2 separate regions of the Homo sapiens genome follow, and region 1 is linked to region 2. A link is a loop called in an ENCODE intact Hi-C map of the cell type or tissue named here. Cell type or tissue: PC-3. All regions are shown on one strand. Each heading gives the region's core, and the rest is flanking DNA. Links, peaks and the distances in the headings are about the cores only.

Evidence for each region. A loop is a pair of places that touch in the nucleus more often than their neighbours do. Peaks named below come from ENCODE experiments on the same cell type or tissue, not always from the same donor. Only the 100,000 strongest peaks of a DNase experiment are listed, where the experiment ranks them.
Region 1: a loop joins it to region 2, with 4 times the contacts of the local background. A loop is called at or near these places in 2 of 110 quality-filtered maps.

What each region holds. Positions count from the first base shown.
Region 1 is chr4:123,451,231-123,454,157 of GRCh38, forward strand. No RefSeq gene overlaps it. Among named protein-coding and RNA genes, the nearest start is that of SPRY1, 56 kb to the left of the region's middle. In PC-3, for the core only: no CTCF peak of the experiment used is centred there; a DNase peak (open chromatin) is centred at 1,521; H3K27ac peaks cover 473 bases.
Region 2 is chr4:123,563,662-123,566,588 of GRCh38, forward strand. No RefSeq gene overlaps it. Among named protein-coding and RNA genes, the nearest start is that of LINC02435, 43 kb to the left of the region's middle. RefSeq lists an enhancer at 1,044-1,545. In PC-3, for the core only: CTCF peaks have their summits at 1,282 and 1,484; a DNase peak (open chromatin) is centred at 1,290.

The sequences.
Region 1 (2,927 bases), core at 189-2,688, 110 kb before region 2:
TATCCAAATCAACCAAACTCTAAAAAGTTAGGAAGTTACACTTGCTATACATTAAAACACCTTTAAGGTCTGCATATGTAGATGCTGAATAAATTAGAACAACAGTACTGTAGTAAAATAATGCGCCATTGTACTTAGTCAAGCTGGTAGGCTCCTTTATTGGCCTAAATTATTAAGATCTTATTTTTACCAGAACACTATATTCCTTTGGTATCTGAGTTATGCCTTAAATAATAAATTAGGTATTTAAGATGTTAATATATTTTGGTGATGCTAGGCATTTGGGTTTCCATTGTCATAGGGAGAATGAGGTTTTATTTTTGTTTTTTTAGTCTGCTATTCACAAGTGGCAAATTTTGAGAGCTTAAAGTTGATTTTAAATTTCATTTGGCCTGGTCATGGCTCACTCCTGTAATCCCAATACTTTGGGAGACCAAAACCAGAGGATGGCTTGAGCTCAGGAATTTGAGACCAGCCTGGGCAATACATTGACTACAAAAAAAATTTTAAAATTAGCTGGGCATGGTGGTTCACACCTGTGGTCCCAGCTACTAGTGGGGCTGAGGTGGGAGGATCAGTTGAGCCCAGGAGATTGAGACTGCAGTGAGCCCTGATCACACCACTGCATTCCAGCCTGGGTGACAGAGCAAGACCCTGTCTTTAAAAAAATTTTCATTTGATTTCAAAAAATATTTATTGACTATCCACTTTGAATTAGGTGGTACTAGAGACAGATAATGAGTAAGACAATATCCCCTCTCTCAGGGAGCAAATAGTTTTGGTATTTTCAAATAGAGAAAAAAGCCTTGTCTGAATCACTAGAACTTTAAAGTCTAGTGATGTTTGGAGAAGGAAATGCCAGCAGCTACTATTAGTTATAGTGAACAAAGAGTAATTTTAAAATATTCAAAATTTAGAGGTGAAATAAATTAATTTAAACTGTATATCACATTAATAGTTAAACATGTTGGAGAAGTAACATTAATCTTTTAGAACATATTTCAGTTCTATTTGCTGGTGGATTTTTTCCTGATTCTTTTGAATTATAATTACTTTTTTTAAAAAGGAAGAAAAAATTCATAGTTCATAATTACTAAACTCTCCTAAGTTAAAAAAAATTAAAGAATCCATGTATAGTTCAGTGGGAAAAAACTCAGATGAAAGTAACTGCAGGAAAGAATTTTTATATATATTTACTTTGTATACTTAATTTTAATTTTCCTGTGTTTTAAATTTTCAAAGTAGGTACATTCAAAGTAGGTGAAACTTTTTTGAAGATCCTTAACAGCAAGCAATTCTAAATCTTATCATGGGTTAGGTTTTCATGTCCTGGGTTATTCTAATCCATGAACTCAACCAAGAACAAAATACAACCATTCAGAATGGAACAAACTGTGTCTGATTAAATGATAATTTCCTAAATTAAAAGAAGTTTTGCTACATCAGATAGTACTTGATATCCACACTACCTACTATCAGATAGAGGAACTCTCACATGTGCCATTCTGGGAGACTTGCCAATGCTGCTGTCATCACTGGTAGCTAGAAAAAGGCATGATTAAAAGATTTGCTTGTAGTGTTGCTCATCATTAGTAATTTGTATATCTGGTGAGTAGACATAAACAGAAGCAGCTCTTTCACTGGTATTTTCATCCTCCTCCATTCTCTCTGATCCCTTCATTTCTCTGGCTCTCCTCAGAGGTGGGCTGGTCTGTTGGAGCTTCTATTTCAGTCTTTGCAGTTGTTATCATGCATTTTTGGATGTTTGATTTAACTACACATCATAAGCCCATCCACCCCTCCACGACCATCTAAGCTAAAACAAACAAAGGCTTATTTCTAGCCTATATCACAATCTTCAATTGTCTCCATCTATAATTTATAATGTAATTTAGGTGTTACAGTGTTTTTCAGTCACAAGGCAGATGGAGTAAAAAAGATGACCACAGTGAGGTCAGGTCAGCTGATAGTGACACACATCATCCTACAGGAGAGTGTTGTGAATAATTGAAGGGGAGAGACTCACAAGAAGGAAAATGGCTTTATTAAACAATGAGAATGGAGAGATTGTGGTGACTTTAGAATGGCAAAAGTACAGAATGACTTTTTTTTTAAAGGCATCCAAATGAAACTGAAAGAAAAGAAAAATTGAGGAAAAAAGAAGAAAAGTTAAATGAACACACTGAAGAAGGAATCCAGCTTACACACAGCTTAGAGGATGAGGAATGAGCTAATGAACCATTCATCGCTACATGTAAAATGCTGTGTGACGCACCAGGGAACTGCTGTTAGTCACAAAAGGGAAATTATGGTACATCTTTCAGGCTCTGAGGGTCCTGCTGGAGCCCATTAGCTGTGTGCCAGTCTCCCTTGCGGGAGGCAGGAGGCAAACCTATTTAGAATCTTTTTTTTTTTTTTTTTTTGGTTTGAGAAATTGGCCCCTGGGACAAGGAATCCCAGTTCCTCCTAGGCACCGTGACGATGGACAAGAAGGCATTGCCTGGCAGTGCAGCACCTTGTGTACTTACTTCCAATGTTGCTTTCTGACAGGAAAGGCAATCGGGGTACTTCTCTGAGTCCATCTAAAATCTAAGTTCATAGGACGACATCTGAATGAAGGTAAATAAGTGTAAATTTAATAACAGTAGATTTGGTAGCTCAGTTTCCTTCCTCAGCGAAATAAGGCAACCAGTATAAGGAGGAGAACTGCTTTCTATATCTTCTTTTTTTAACTTCAGAAATCTCAAGGTCCTTTTCAGAATACTATAGCCCATTGTTTGAAATCATTGTACCTCTATAATCCACATAAATTAAAGTACTAAAGTTAGAAAGAATGGGTTTAGGATTGGACAAATACAGGTTTAATGATGCAGGTCTCTAACACTGGCAGGGGACACCATCTACTTCCAGTATCGTCCTTAGACCTA
Region 2 (2,927 bases), core at 220-2,719:
CTCAGTGATATGAATCCACATTTGCCATAAGCAGGATGAATGAAAAATGAAACTAAATGAGATATTTACATTTTTGAGAACTGGAAACAGTGAAATATTCATAAAGTTCATAGTAGTTAATACTTACTTGACTTTTATTATAAGCTATCTAAATACTTTATATATATTAACTCATTTAATCCTTAAAAAACCTTTAATTTTTAAAAAATTAAAAAAATTAGCCCACATTCAACGACCTATCTATTTTTAAAATGTTTTTGAGATAGGATCTCACTCTGTCACCCAGGTTGGTGTGCAGTGGCACAGTCATGACTCACTGCAGCCTTGACCTCCTGGGCCCAACCAATCTTCCTACCTCAGCTTCCCAAGTAGCTGGTACCACAGGTGTATGCCACCATACCTGGCTTATTACATTTTCTTTTTTGTAGAGACTTGGCTTCCCTATGTTGCCAAGGCTGGTCTCCAAATCCTGAGCTCAACTTATCCTCCCACCTCAGCTTCCCAAAGCATAGGGATTACAGGTGTGAGCCACTGTGCCCGGCCGTAGAGACACTATTATTAGTTCCATTTCACACAGGGTGCAACACAACTGCCCTAGCTCCTACTTGTACCTATGAGTTTCTTTAAGCTGTTTAATTGAAATACAAATAATTTGATGATTTTTGATTTGTAATTTAACCTATATAACTACATCTGCACAAAGGACAAAACCCATACATCCAAGTGTTTTGTAAATGAAAGACTATGATTCTGCTTAAGGTGAGATTTAAAACTAATGAACTTGGTTTAAAGAAAAATTAATAAACATCACCCCCCAAAAGTTCTCTGCAGACATCTTCTAAAGAAACTATTTACATTTGATCTGAGAATTCTGTTACTGCCTTTCTTTTAGAATGTTTTAAAAAGTCAATCTATGCTTTTTAAAATAAATTGTCTCCCTTATTAATAGTTACACCTGGTTTTAAACCAGAGACAGCTTTATTGTGCATTTCATTCAAATGATCTTGTCTGTAAGTATGATTTTACCCTCAAAGGCTGAAGACTTAGCCGTTAGCAAAAGGTGCTCCAAATAATTTTCTAATAGTCTCTAAAGAGAATTTTCAGACAAGAGTTCCAAAAATGTTGTCAACATTATGTTATCTAAATTCTGGGAAGAGCAAGCGATTCTTCAAGGTCATACAGCGATTCAGGAACAAAGACAGTATAAGAATCTAGCTAGGGCTTTTGACTCCTGTCCACTGTGTTTTCTGCTAACCAACACAACCACTAGAGGTCTCAGCGAGATACTTATGGGCTGCCCCCTAAAGGTGGTGGTGAGAGAAGAAACCCAGCCGTTTCATGGGGAGTACAGATAAGAATGTGACATTGACCTGAAGCCTCTACTGGGAGCAGCAGAGAGTGTCAAAATGTTGAGCATTGAAAGATTGACCAGTCTTCGTAGTCTTATTTAGCTGTTGTGTGTGAGAGAAGGAAGTTGTTGGATTTATATTGTGCTCCTCATTGAGAAGTAATAATGATTTCTCATGAGCCAGTCTTACGGGTTTGAATGCCCAGAAATTCTAAGTCAGGGTTTCAACCAATTTTGTGGACCCTGAACACTATAATAGCTAGCATTTAAGTGTCTACTATATGTCAGGAATTGTTTTAAGTACCTTACATACATTACTTCACTTAATCTTCATAACAACCCATTGAAGTAATGACTTTGTATCACTCCTATTTTATAGATAGGGAAGCTGAGTTACAGAGAGGTTTCACAACTTGCTTTAATTTGCTCAAGGTTATATGGCTATTAAATAGTTGAATTGGGATTCAAACCCAGGCAATTTGGCTCCAAAGCCTAATCAATTAAAAATTTATTATTAGTAATAAAAATTTCAAACATACATAAAGATAGGAGAATAGTGCAATGGACCTCCCCATTTACCCATCTCCCACACTGACAGCAATCATTAACTCATGGCCAATCTTATTTTATCTATATTTCTACCTACTTCCCTGGTTGCCCAGCCCCTTTCCTGGATTATTACACACACACACACACACACACCCCTTTTTTTGGTCATTATTTCAATAGTTTTTGGGCTACAGGTAGTTTTTGGTTACATGAGTAAGTTCTTTAGTGGCAATTTCTGAGATTTTGGTGCACCCATCACCCGGGCTGTGAACACTGTACCCAATTTGTAGTCTTTTATCACTCACCTCTGCCCCACTCTTGCCCTCAAGTCTCCAGAATCCATTATATCATTCTTATGCCTTTGCATCTTCATAGCTTAGCTCCCATTTATAAGTGAGAACATACGATATTTGGTTTTCCATTCCTGAGTTACTTCACTTAGAATAATAGTCTCCAACTCCATCCAGGTTGCTGTGAATGCCATTATTTCATTCATTTTTTATGGCTGAGTAGTATTCCATTATCTGTCTATCTATCTATCTATCTATCTATCTATCTATCTATCTATCTATCTATCTCACATTCTATTTATCCACTGGGTGGTTGATGGGCATTTAGACTAGTTCCATATTTTTGCATTTGCAAATTGTGCTGCTATAAACATGAGTGTGCGAGTGTCTTTTTCATGTAATGACTTCTTTTCTTCTAGGCAGATACCCAGTAGTGGGATTGAGGGATCAAATGGTAGTTCTACTTTTAGGTCTTTAAGGAATCTCCGTCCTGTTTTCCATAGTGGTTATACTAGTTTACATTCCCACCAGCAGTGTAAAAGTGTTCCTATTTCATCACATTCGCACCAACATCTATTATTTTTTGATTTTTAAATTATGACCATTCTTGCAGGAGTAGGATGGTATCTCATTGTGGTTTTAATTTGGATTTCCCTGATAATTGGTGATGTTAAACATTTTTTTCCTATGTTTGTTGGCCATTTATATATCTTGTTTTGAGAATTGTCTAGTCTTAACCT